Regions from separate parts of the Homo sapiens genome. Here regions 2 and 3 are each linked to region 1. The links are chromatin contacts, found by Hi-C in ENCODE. All regions are on one chromosome and are shown on one strand. The core of a region is the stretch at or near the end of the contact, and the rest is flanking DNA. Distances in the headings are between cores, read along the strand shown.

The links. Hi-C counts contacts between places; a loop is a spot of excess contacts on that map. Pooled maps may share reads with other maps.
Region 2: a loop to region 1 is called in a pooled map, with 4 times the contacts of the local background. The contact joins the enhancer-like site here to the promoter of ETFA in region 1. A Hi-C loop is called at or near these places in 2 of 50 pooled maps.
Region 3: a loop to region 1 is called in a pooled map, with 2.6 times the contacts of the local background. The contact joins the enhancer-like site here to the promoter of ETFA in region 1. A Hi-C loop is called at or near these places in 2 of 50 pooled maps.

The regions. Positions count from the first base shown.
Region 1 is chr15:76,308,979-76,313,247 of GRCh38, forward strand. It overlaps ETFA (electron transfer flavoprotein subunit alpha), which reads right to left and starts at 2,491. Exons shown (of 12, transcript NM_000126.4): 1 at 2,372-2,491. The coding sequence starts at 2,410. RefSeq lists enhancers at 1,743-2,243, 2,244-2,744, 2,954-3,003, 3,064-3,113.
Region 2 is chr15:77,535,786-77,540,054 of GRCh38, forward strand. No RefSeq gene overlaps it. Among named protein-coding and RNA genes, the nearest start is that of LINGO1, 95 kb to the right of the region's middle. RefSeq lists an enhancer at 2,444-2,493. Within about 2 kb of position 2,271, at least 10 of the 41 ENCODE cell types and tissues checked have a DNase peak (open chromatin) inside an H3K27ac peak, as active enhancers do.
Region 3 is chr15:77,407,494-77,411,762 of GRCh38, forward strand. All of the region lies in intron 1 of PEAK1 (pseudopodium enriched atypical kinase 1), which reads right to left. Among named protein-coding and RNA genes, the nearest start is that of PEAK1, 10 kb to the right of the region's middle. Within about 2 kb of position 2,423, at least 4 of the 41 ENCODE cell types and tissues checked have a DNase peak (open chromatin) inside an H3K27ac peak, as active enhancers do.

The DNA.
Region 1 (4,269 bases), core at 1,241-3,740:
TTTGAGATTTCTTTGTACTATTCTTGCAACTTTTCTATAAGTGCAACTATTTCAAAATTTAAAAAGTTAAATACAGGTATATGTCCCTATTAATATATGGGTCCACTTTAGAAGTGTTGCCACCATTTCTTTTATGCTAGAAATCCAAATCTCTCCAACATTCTTAATGACTTTAAAACAGCTATTCTAGGCTGGGCGCGGTGGCTCACGCCTGTAATCCCAGCACTTTGGGAGGCCAAGGCGGGCGGATCATGAGGTCAGGAGATCGAGACCATACCGGCTAACACAGTGAAACCCCCGTCTCTACTAAAAATACAAAAAAATTAGCGGGGCGTGGTGGCGGGTACCTGTAGTCCCAGCTACTCAGGAGGCTGAGGCAGGAGAATGGCGTGAACCCGGGAGGCGGAGCTTGCAGTGAGCTGAGATCGCGCCACTGCACTCCAGCCTGGGCGACAGAGCGAGACTCCGTCTCAAAACAAACAAACAAACAAACAAAAAAAACAGCTATTCTACTTAGCTTGACTTCAAATTTTAAAAATAAGTCAAGGTCAAAGTCTTTGGCAAACCACAATGAATATCTGGAAGTAATGTCTATACACATTAGCCAACGATGTGGATAGTAAAAATTACTTAATCATTCCATTTTTTTCTGTTAGCTCTACAAAATTACTGAGTCCTAAATTCCATCCCCCACCACAATTATAATTTCACTTAGGCCAGACTTGTAATCTGTCCACAAAACTGTTTTCCAACTGCTGCATAGAGCAGCATTCTTCTGGCTCAGGTTCCTGGAATTTCCCCAAATTCATGATTTTCACTTGTTTATGTCTAGATCCCCAACCGGGAGAAAACATGTCCTGAGGGGAAGACAGGACACTAACCTGAAAGACATGGGTTTGAACTCTTTAGGGGAGGGGAGGGTCAGAACTTTTTATTAAACAAGGAATACGCACAAGAAAAAAGATGTCTAAGGCCAGGTGCGGTAGCTCAGGCCTGTAATTCCAGGACTTTGGGAGGCCGAGGCAGGTGGATCACTTGAGGACAAGAGTTCGAGACCAGCCTGGGTAACATGGGGAAACCCCGTCTCTACAAAAAAAAAAAAAAAAAAAAAAAAAAAATTAGCCAGGCGTGATGATGCGCACCTGTGATCCCAGCTTCTCGGGAAGCTGAGGTGGGAGAATCGCTTGAACCTGGGAGGCGACGGTTGCAGTGAGCCCATATCGTGCCACTGCACTCCACTCCAGCATGGGAAACAGAGCCAGACCTTGTCTCTTAAACAAACAAACAAACAAACAAACAAAAGTCTAATGTCTACAGACATCTAGAAAGAGCTCCAGCTATGCCTCAGAGAGAAAAATCCCAGGAGTGGATGGGAAAATATCCATGCCCAGAAAAAAAAAAAAAAAAAAAAAAAGGAGAAAAGGTACAAACCATCAGGTAAGTTTCTGACCCAAGTTTACCAATCTTGTTTCTCATTTCACCTAAATGTAAACTAGGAAAACTACACAATCCACAATATAAATTATTGTTACTTGACTTGTGACTGGTCAGTCTCCAAATACTCCTTTCCCACAGCATGAGAAGGAAAATATGTTTCCTATCAGTCCTTCTCACAACAGAAGAGAGAAATGTGGTTTGTCACTAATGAAACACTGAAAATGTACCACTGTCACCAGTTAACCTAATCTACAATCTGCTGGTTAAAAGCAGGTCAGCCTGAAGCATATAAAAAGACGTCTGCCTTTCAAAACTGGCTAAAGCTGTCAAATCGGATCGCAGGTTTTACAAATACAATCACCTAAATTCAGCCCTGCTCCATAAACCAGAAAGCAGAACCAGCTTCCATAACTGGCCACGCAGCCTCCCACCCCACCCCACCCCCGCCCTTGACAGTGAGTGGGTCGGAGTAGCCACGATGCGCCCAAAGTGTTTAATTCTTCCAGAAATGCCGGCCTCCGGGAGGAATCTAGGTTTGAAACTTTCCCCAACAGGGCATTCCCCGGTGACATTTTGCTCCCTCGGGTGTGGAGCAAGTGTGGAGGACCTGGCGGCCCGAAAGTGCCCAGAGTGACCGACAAAGGTGGGAAACGGCAGGGCAGAGAGTGGGCCAGAAGAAGGGGCAGCAGACGCGCAAATTCACATCATTCGGGGTCACCCTGACCCCAAACCTCTGACTTCTGCCCCGAACTGGCGTTCCGCAGGGAGTCCAGGGTAGGCCCCAGAACTTTGGACCCAAGTCCCAGGCGGGGACCGGCCTGCGGGCGCGAGGGCTGGTCGAATCTGAGGGGGCCAGTGATCTTTGCAAGACCCCATAGGGACGGCGGGTTGACGGGGGGCCGTCCCTGGGTTCGCCTTCCCAGTCCGGACTCACCGCCCGCCGGAGCTGCCCCGGAGCCGCCGCTCGGAACATGGTCTCCGCTTCCGCCGCAACCTCGGCCTTACAGCAGCCCCGTGCCCGGCCAACTGGCGCCGCCTCAGCCAGTCACCTAATGCTCGCGAGACGCGCGAACGAGATAAGACGCCCTAGGCCGGGAGCACGAGCCCGCGGTTTCCGCCTGCCCATTGGGCGGCTGCGCAGCCAATAGACGGCGGGAAGTTAGGGGCTAGACTGGGAAGTGGGGCAAAGGTGAGGCTATTCCCCGGGGACCTTCGAGTAAGCCCGGGCCGCGGAGCGGCAGAGACAAAGCTGGCCACCCGCTGATGACCGAGCTCAGACTGTACTGTCTCACAGCCCCGCAATGGTCAGCACTGCTAGAGTGAACTTCAAAACTGAGCTGACCTCGGGGTAAGGTACGAGTGGAGCCTTGCCAATTCCAATTAGATACCTTTCCTATATGCCCCTATTTCCCCCTGTATTTCCCCATGGTAGCAATTGTCACATGGGTTGTAATAACCTAAGTACTTGTCTGTGTCACCCATCTGACTGAAGATCTGTAAGGGCAGAAAGTATGCCCTTTTTTTTTTTTTTTTTTTTGAGAGAGAGAGAGTCTCCCTCTGTCACCCTGGCTGGAGTGCAGTGGCGCGAGCTCAGCTCACTGAAAGCTCCGCCTCCCGGGTTCACTCCATTCTTCTGCCTCAGCCTCCCGAGTAGCTGGGACTACAGGCGCCCGCCACCACGCCCAGCTAATTTTTTTGTATTTTTAGTAGAGACGGGGTTTCACAGTGTTAGGCAGGATGGTCTCGATCTCCTGACCTCGTGATCCGCCCGCCTCGGACTCCCAAAGTGCTGGGATTACAGGCGTGAGCCACCGCGCCCGGCCAGTATGCCCTACTTTTAAATTTTGTGTCTACCTGCAACACCTAGCACAATGCCTGGTCCATACTAGGCATTCAATCAGTATGTGTTGAATGAATAAGCAAATGAATAAATGACTGCTAATGAGTCTGGACTTTAACACGAAATTTTTAAGAGGGAAGTGGTATGTTCAGAAATTGTCTCAATTCCCAATTCAGCAACAACCTACCTTTCCAATGTTATCTAGTCTATCAACAAATCCCGTTGACTCTACCTTCAAAAGATAACCAGAATCCAGCAATATCCTCCAACACCCCTTTGCTCCTCTGCTGGTATCACCTTCACTCAGGACCCTGTCCTCTCTCGCCTGGATCATTGCAAAGCCTCCTAACTGGTCTTTCTGTTTCTGCCCATGTTTCCAGAAGCCTCTTCTCCAAACTGATGGACTGATCATGACCTCTGCTCAAAGCCCTATGGTGGCTCCCTCTCCTCCCACTGCCCTCTTCTCTCACTGTTCCCCAGATACATAGGCCTTCTTGAGCACACAAGCCTGCTCCTCTCAGAGTTTTGCACTCTGGCTCTTCCCTCTGCCTGAAATGGCCTTCTCTTGTTACCCGCGTGGCGTACTTCCTCACTTCATTCAGGTCTCTGCTCAAAAAACACATTTGCAGAAAGGCCGGCCTTAGCCTCTCCACCTAAAATAGCACCCATGCCACTCCCAGACGCCCTATCACCTTGTTTGATTTTTTTTCTTGGCATTTATCACTGCCTAACAGGATGCACATGTTTGTTTATTGCTGATCTCACTGCATTGGAGTGTAAATTCCCTGAAGCAAGAGCTTTGTCTGAACTAACAAGCACTCTAAGGGCCTTGCGCTTTTGCTCTTCCCTCTGTCTGAAATTCCCTTCCCCATCTGACAGCCCTCTTTAAAACCCAGATCAAGTGACAATTCTTTTGTTCTGTTTAAGACAAGGTCTCACTCTGTTTCCCAGGCTGGAGTGCGGTGGTGCCATCACAGCTCACTGCAGTCTCG
Region 2 (4,269 bases), core at 1,021-3,520, 1.2 Mb after region 1:
CTGCCTCAGCCTCCTGAGTAGCTGGGATTACAGGCACTTGCCACCACGCCTGGCTAATTTTTTGTATTTTTAGTAGAGATGGGGTTTCACCATGTTAGCCAGGATGCTCTCCATCTCCTGACCTCATGATCGGTCCGCCTTGGCCTCCCAAAGTGCTGGGATTACAGGCTTGAGCCACCGCGCCCGGCCATGTTCCCATTTTTCTATGGTAACAGAACCCTTATTCTATTCTGGGGAGCAAGGTGTCCACCTAAAAGACTACATTTCCCAGCGACCCCTGCAGCCAGGGGTGGCCAATGAGATATGAGCAAGAGAATTGTTGGGCGAGGCTCCAGGGAAAGTTCTGGAAAAGGGAGACAGGTAGAGAGCATGGGTTTTCCCCCTTTCCTCTTTCTTCTTGCCTGGAATACAGATAGGATGGAGCCCAGCTGCCACTATGAACCATGAGGTGACACTGAAGATAGACAGCAGTGCTGAGGATGATTAGCCTGGAGAGAGAAGGTATTTCAGACATTGAAGGCATGGTGAAGCCACCATCCCGACCCTGGGCTGCTGACCTCTGTACAGGGGAGAGTAAAAGACACTACTAGTTTGTTTAGGCCACTATGGCTGGATCTCTGTTATCAGGAGGCAAAGGTAACTTCTGATTCAAAGGTGCTACCCTGAGAAAAAGTATGCTCACATAAGCTTGGGAAATAGCAAGTTAAACAGAATCTTTCTTGCAGGACTTCCCAAAGCCTTTAAATGCTAAACAGTTTTGGGAATCACCAAGTGGGGGAGGTACTACACCATATTTCCAGAGCTCACTTGTCATGGCACACTGTGTGTGTGTGTGTGTGCGCGCGTGTGTGTGTGTGTGTGTTTGTGTGTGTGTAGAGAGAGAGGGAGCAGGAGAGACTAGGGGTCTAGTGCTGGGAGACCACCTCCTGATGTCTGATGGGAGCTGGAAAGTGCTTTGCTCAATGCCCTCATTATTAAAACAATTGAAGACACTGACTCCTTTTTCGACTTTCTTAAGCTTCAACTAGCATTCATGATTTCAGTTCCTAAGTGTCTAAGGGATGTAGGGCCAAGCAGGGGAGGGCTAATTTGGGGACAAAGCTAGGAGAGCTGTTTGGGGTAAGAGAGTCTCCTTGTAGCTGCTGGAGCCTTTGTGGACTGGGGTTTGGCTCACAGGCGTGGGGGCTGCTACAGGGAGAAGATGACCCTGGCCACCCTTCACATCATATATAGGGCATTAGCAGCCCTGTTCCTCCCCTCTCCCCAACCTCAATAAAAGAGGGAAATAGAGGCATGGAGAATGAAAGGGGCTAGGCCAGCCAGGTCCACAGAAAGAGTGGGTGGCAGAATGGGGTCTGGAGCCAGCTGCCCATACTCCCTGCCCTTCCCCAACCTACCCCCTGCCCTCAGCTTTCTGGAAGGCTCTGGCTGAGTCATATGCCTGACACCCAGTTTCTGCCTCTGCTGCAGTGGCCGCCTTTCAGTCCTCTGTGGGGGTCCCATTGCAGGCTGTAAGATCTTGACATGCCCTTTCAATGCCATTTTAAGAGACTCAGAACACAATAGCAGTAATAGAGGCACCTGCTGCCTGGCTTGGTAATTATTACATCCCTGTGGGGGGAACTGTTGACTGCCTGGCAAAGGGGTGAAGTCTCCCCTCATTTCTTAAATAGGAGTCCTCCTTGAAGACCGTGGGCACAGCTGAGGGTGGTTAGTCACCAGTCTGTGCCCAGGAGGGAGTCAGGGAGCACCAGTGTGGCAGCCAGGTAGAGGAAATGGGGGTAGAGGGAGTCGGGGTAGGCGGTGGGGGGATGTGGTGTCCAGAATCCCAGACTGAGGATGGAGGGCTTGAGGCTCTTTTCCCCTGTTCTGTGTGGCTAAGTCCAGTTCATTCCCCAGACCTCAGTCTCTCTCTCTGTGCAATGGGAAATTGGATCAGGCCTCTAAGAATTTGTCCAGTGCGTAATTCTAAGGTTCTGCTTTTTAAGGAGATCGTAGGGAACTGAGGACAGAACAGAAAGGTGGGAACTCCTTGAGGGCAGGAAACTGGCTTGTTTCCTCTCTCAGACCCTGGCATGGTTGGGTGGAAGACCCCATCCCAGACAGAGCAGGAGGTATGGTGGTGTCCTAAGAGGGAGGGAGGAGCCAGGACAGGAGGAGAAAAGGAGGGGAGAGGAGTGGGGGAAACAGAAGCGTGAGGCCCCATCTGAAGAAAACCCAATATCAAAACTTTAACAAGAGCTTCGTAACCAAGAAATGGGCCTTTGACTTAGGAGGTGAAGGCTCATTTAAATGGCAAATTTCCCTTGTGCCTGCAAGGGCTTGTTTATAGAATGTGGAACTGAGAGTGCAGGTGGTCCCACACAGAAAACTGGAAGCTTTTCTTTTTAAACTCCCTGAAGATTCATCTGCAATGCAGATGAAGCATCTTAGAAACAAGAATGAAAACAGCGTTTGATTTTTACAAAAGCCAATTCAGAGGCTCACTTCCTGTCCAGCCCAGCGTGCCAGCATCTGTGTGTGAGACCACTGTCCCCAGCCGGGTGGGGGCCTGCACGGGTCTTGCCAAGGTCAAATGGGTGTGCACACATGACTACACGTGAATTCACTGCACATGTGTGTACACACACACATTTACTCGGATCCTCAGCAGAGTTATTTTGGATTTGGTCTTCGTGGAAGGTCCAGTCTGTGCCTAGATGTGGATTCAGAAAATTCATAGACTCTGCACAGCTACTGGTCACTAATAAGAGCCTGGAGCTGGGGATACCATGATGATCAAGAGATAACCTCTAAAAGAACTCACAGACCAGCTGGGGAGACAGGTGAATAAACACCTGGAGAACAGAGCATTATGGGAGCATCTGGCCCAGGCTTGGGAGGTCAGGGAAGGCTTCCTGGAAGAGGTGTTATGTTGGAGCTGCATACTATCCAATATGGTAGCCACTAGCCACAGGTGGCCATTTACATTTAAATAAAAAACAAATAAACAATTCAGTTCCTCAGTCATACTGGCCACATTTCAATTGGCTAGTGGACAGCATGTCGAATAGTGCAGAAATGGAACATTTCCATTGTCCAGAAAAGTCTACTGGATGGCGCTGTGAGGAGGAACAGACCCTCTCCAGGTGAGGGCCATGAGAGGTGTTCCAATTCTAGGGAGCAGCTTGTGCAAACACCTGGAAGTGGATGGCAGCATGCCCAGGGGACTGGAGCCCTGAGCACAGGTGTGAGGAGGAGGGAAACAGTGACAAGCGAAGCTAGAGAGAGTGGAAGAATTCAAATGGCAGTTAAAGGCTCTGCTTGTGTTGGCAAGGAGCTGGGATTTTGTCCTGAACATTTGGGGAGCCTTTGGAAGGGTTTCAGCTGGGAGTGGCAAGGTCAAGGTCGGGTTTCATGTTAGAAAAGCTTGCTTGGAGAAGGGACTCCGCAGGGAAGGGGCAATTGCCAGCAGCCAGGTGAGAGCCAGGTGAGAGCCAGGTGAGAGGAGGGACCTGACCTGGGAGTTTAGCTGGGAGGGCCTGGAGATGAAGTGCCTGTGTAGGGGGCACTAGAGAGAGGGGCTTCTGGCTTCAGTGCCAGGGTGGCTGGGGCTGCCCTTTGGGCTCAGGCTGTGCTGAGTGCAAGGGAAGAGGGAGACCTCTGCACCTGGCAGGTAGGTGAGGGCACCTGATCCTTTAGGAAAAGTTTAGGCTGAAACCACTGACTGGGTGATCATCAGTGAATAGATAGGGGTGCAGGTCCTGCAAGGGGCTGAGGTCTCAGGAGAGTCCTCCGTAAGACAGTACTGGAGCCCTGGGAAGCACAGATGAGTCAGTGGCCAAGAGAGCAGAAGGAGCTGGGTAGGCCAGATTTCTGGAGAAGAGTGAGGGAGGCCAGATGTTCCCTGGACGCGTCATGGCTGTGGTTGTGATTCCGTCCCCTGAGGTGTGGGAGCTATAGCTTTCAATCCAGGCAAGTTTCCTGCAGGGGACAGTGTCTTGGTACTGAGGGGCAGGGCTGGGAAAGGAAGGGAATGGGGGCGGCTTTCATCACAGCCATGGTGAGGAGCCACAAGGCAGCTTGCACTTTGAAGATGGCTCCAACAATCTCCCCTATCCCGCAGGCCCTTCTACAGTGAATTGACTGTAGGGGGTGCTAGAGACAGGGTCTTCTGGCCTTTCTGGCCCCTCATCTCCTGAAGATGTACGCCTGTGCTCCCCCTCTTAAAACATGGGCGGGGCCGGGCGCGGTGGCTCACGCCTGTAACCCCAGCACTTTGGGAGGCCA
Region 3 (4,269 bases), core at 1,173-3,672, 1.1 Mb after region 1:
GGCCAACAAACATATGAAAAAATGCTCAACATCACTAATCAGGGAAATGCAAATCAAAACCACAATGCAATACCACCTTACTCCTGCAAGAATGGCCATAATCAAAAAATATTAGATATTGGCACGGATGTGGTGAAAGGGAACACTTTTTACACTGCTGGTGGGAATGTAAATTAGTACAACCACTATGGAAAACAGTATGGAGATTCCTTAAAGAACTAAAAGTAGATTTACCATTTGACCCAGCAAATCCCACTCCTGAGTATCTACCCAGAGGAAAAGAAGTCATCATATGAACAAGACATTTGCACAGGCATGTTTATAGCAGTACAATTCGCAATTGCAAAAAAATATGGAGCCAGCTCAAATGCCCGAGTAGATAAAGCATGATATATATATATATATATACACATATATATACACATATATACATATATACACACATATATACACATATACACACATATATACACATATATACACACATATACATATATACACATACACACACGTACACATATACACATATATACACACATATATACATATATACACATACATGCATAGATACACATATATACATATATACACATATATACACACACATATATACATATATACACATATATACATATAGACACATGTATACACATATATACATACACACACACACACACACACACACACACACACACCCTGGAATACTACTCAGCCATAAAAAAGAACAAAATAATGGCAGTGGCAGCAACCTGGATGGAATTGGAGACCATTATTCTAAGTGAAGTAACTCAGGAATGGAAAACCTGAGAACTTACAAGTTTTCACTTCTAAGTGGGAGCTAAGCTATGAGGATGCATAGGCATAAGAATGATAAAATGGACTTTGGGGACACAGGGGGAAGGGTGGGAGGGGGGTGAGGGGTACACATGGGGTACAGCGTACACTGCTTGGCGATGGGTGCACCAAAAATCTCAGAAATCACCACTAAAGAACTTATCTGTGTAACCAACCACCACCTGTTCCCTGAAAACCTATGAAATAAAAATTTAAAAAAAAAAACAGTCTAGGAATACTGCTGCAGAAACAGTTTTTCAAATGAAGTAGAGAACTGGCATTAGAAGATATTTTCTACTGTTTCTCCAATGCCTTAACTCTTCTTTCACACAAACCTCCACAATTAAAAAACTACTTCATACTCAAATAAAATCTACAAATATTGTAGCACGCCTAGAAAGAAGGCAGTTTTTCAGCATTTGAAATATTCAACTAATTATTCCAAAATATTTAAGAATTGAAGCAGGATGTGATGGCTCATGCCTGCAATCACAGCACTTTGGGAGGCTGAGGCGGGAGGATCACCTGAGCCCAGGAGTTTGCAATCATCCTGGGCAACACAGGGAAACTGTCTCCAAAAAATAATTTTAAAAATTAGCCGGATGTGGTGGCATGCCCCTGTGGTCCCAGTTACTCAGGAGGCTTAGGTGGGAGGATCGTTTGAGCCCGGGAGGTCAAGTCTGCAGTGAGCCATGATCATGCCACTGCACTCCAGCCTAAGTAACGGAGTGAGACCCCATCTCAAAAACAAACAAACACAAAAATATTTAAGAGTGGTACCATGGCATCTTCCCTTGCGATAACAAAACTGAATCTACTTTGAAAATTAAGAGGGGACCCTAACTTTAAACAATAAAAGTGCTCCTGTCAATGTGGGTGAAAGTATAAATGTACTGGGAAAATTAAAATCTTTATTTTTAAATGGAATATTTCTATCATCTTTTATATTATTTAGCACACACATGATACTATGCTTCAGGCATTATTTTAAGTACTTTTCAAATATGAGCTCATTAAAAACCCTCTGAGGTTGATGCTATCACTTCCCCCATTTTACACATAAGAAAACTAAGGCACCAGGAAAGAAAGTGATTTTCCCAAGTGGTAAAGATGAGATTCAGCTCCAGGCAGTCTGGGTCCCAAATCCATGTTCTTAACCACAATGTTGCTTACTCTCAGAAAGTAACATGCTCATGAAAGCCCAGTGTTTGACGCATAGTTAAGCATTTAATAAAAATCTGTTCAACAAATAAAAGAAAAAATGGAGATGGCAAAAAGCAGAAAACCCATTACTCACTGTCTCAACATATCATTATGAGTATAGTGGTATACTTTCTGTCAGTGTTTTTTCTTGTTCACAGAGGGATTTGTTTTCCTTTAACACTCAGCATATGCAATTTTGAGAAAATAAAAAACCTTAAGATACTAGCCTCTTAGCATTTTTAGAATAACAGTTAAAAACTGAACACTTGTATATATGCATGACATATATTCTAATTTCACCTCACAACCCCATAAAGTAAGTACAAGTATTATCCTTATTTTACAAATGAGGAAACTGAAGCACAGTTAAGAAACTAACATAAAGTCACATGGCCAGGAAGTGGCTGAGCTGGTAAATTCAAATCCAGGCAGTGTGACTTCTGAACTAGAATTCTTGACTATTCTTGGAGGGCAGGTTATGAGCTACTTGAAAGACAGTAATCGTGGTTTTTTTGTTTTGTTTTGTTTTTTGGTGTGTGTGTGTGTTTTTTTTTTTTTTAGACAGAGTTTCGCTCTTTTTGCCCAGGCTGGAGTGCAATGGCACGATCTTGGCTCACCATGATCTCGGCTCACTGGAACCTCTGCCTCCCAGGTTCAAGTTATTCTCCTGCCTCAGCCTCCTGAGTAGCTCCTCAGCCTCCCAAGTGATTCTCCTACCTCAGCCTCCCGGGATTACAGGCATGCGCCACCACGCCCAGCTAATTTTGTATTTTTAGTACAGATGGGCTTTCTCCATGTGGGTCAGGCTGGTCTCGAACTCTCGACCTCAGGTGATCTGCCTGCCTTGGCCTCCCAAAATGCTGGGATTACAGGTGTGAGCCATCGCACCCGTCTGTGATCATGTTTTTACAAAGTGGTATGATTTGTTTGGCTTGGCCTAAAATGAGGATGTTACCTTACAGATTTATTTTGTTTTACACTAACTCTGACTTAAACAATGAAAATTTTTAATATCTTCAGCTTTCTTGAACAAGCTAAATAAATCTTCATGTCTTAAATTTTATAAGGGTAAAGTACCTTATTGAAATCTTTCATTCAACAAATATTTGAATATCCACTACTTGTTAGGAACTGTGCTAATAAGATACAGTCTTTGCACTCAATGCATTGGCTCTTTCCACTCAGCATATAAATATGCTCAGATTTCTCACAACTAATAAATACAACACACTGGTCCATAAACCTGGATAATAGCTTTGTCGACTATTCGGAGGTAGAAATAAGAATGGAATCCTGCAATTACCTGCCCCCTATCCTACAAAGTAGATACACCTGTTATTTTTCTTGTAGTTCCTGAAGAGTGACTGACACTTAAATAATTACTAGATAGGTGCTATTTGCCTGCCTCATGCCATACTACCACCTCTTATCAGCTGGCAATGAAAGCCTACCTATTTTTAATGCAAAGGGGTTGAAATTAAAATGTTTTACTAAAACTTTGGTTTACCAGGCTACATGTTGTAATTATTTTTAAAATTCTAAAATTGTTATTTTGGGTTTGACTTTAATAACCAGATGATAAATGTGAATGTCTAAGACCACATGTGAAAGAAATAGTTAAAAAAAAAAAAAGGTGGGGCAAATTCACGGCAGATGGTAAGGCCAACCCTGCTTGATTTACAACCCTGCTTGTAAATGGAAACATTTGATTGTATGCAGTCTGAAGTTAAATCCTATTGATTGTGAAAAGGTAGCAGAGAGCCAAAAATTAAAAAGTCGAGGGCAGCAGAAACACTCCTCATCAGTTCACTGAGTGGCTTAATTGATAGCCAATGACTACAGGCACAATTAACAACCCAAGACCTAATAATGGAAAGGAAGTAAGAACAGAAACAACCTCCGAAACTAATGTTAACATATGGAGAAACTTCTACTGGTTGATAATTACTAGTGTGTACATAAAGCCTTGACAAGTTTCTTGACGCACACATGCTTACATCGGTGTTTAAATATAGCTGACACATATTTGAGTTCATAGTTTCTCATGTCCACATTCTCTAATAAGCTTCATTAGTACTTCATACCTTTTTTTTTAAATACAGTCTTGCGATGTCACCTAGGCTAGAGAGCAGTGGTGCGATCATAGCTCACTGCAGCCTTGAACTTCTGGACTCAAGTAATCCTCCTGCCTCAGCCACTTAAGTAGCTAAAACAGGCATGGGCCAGCACACC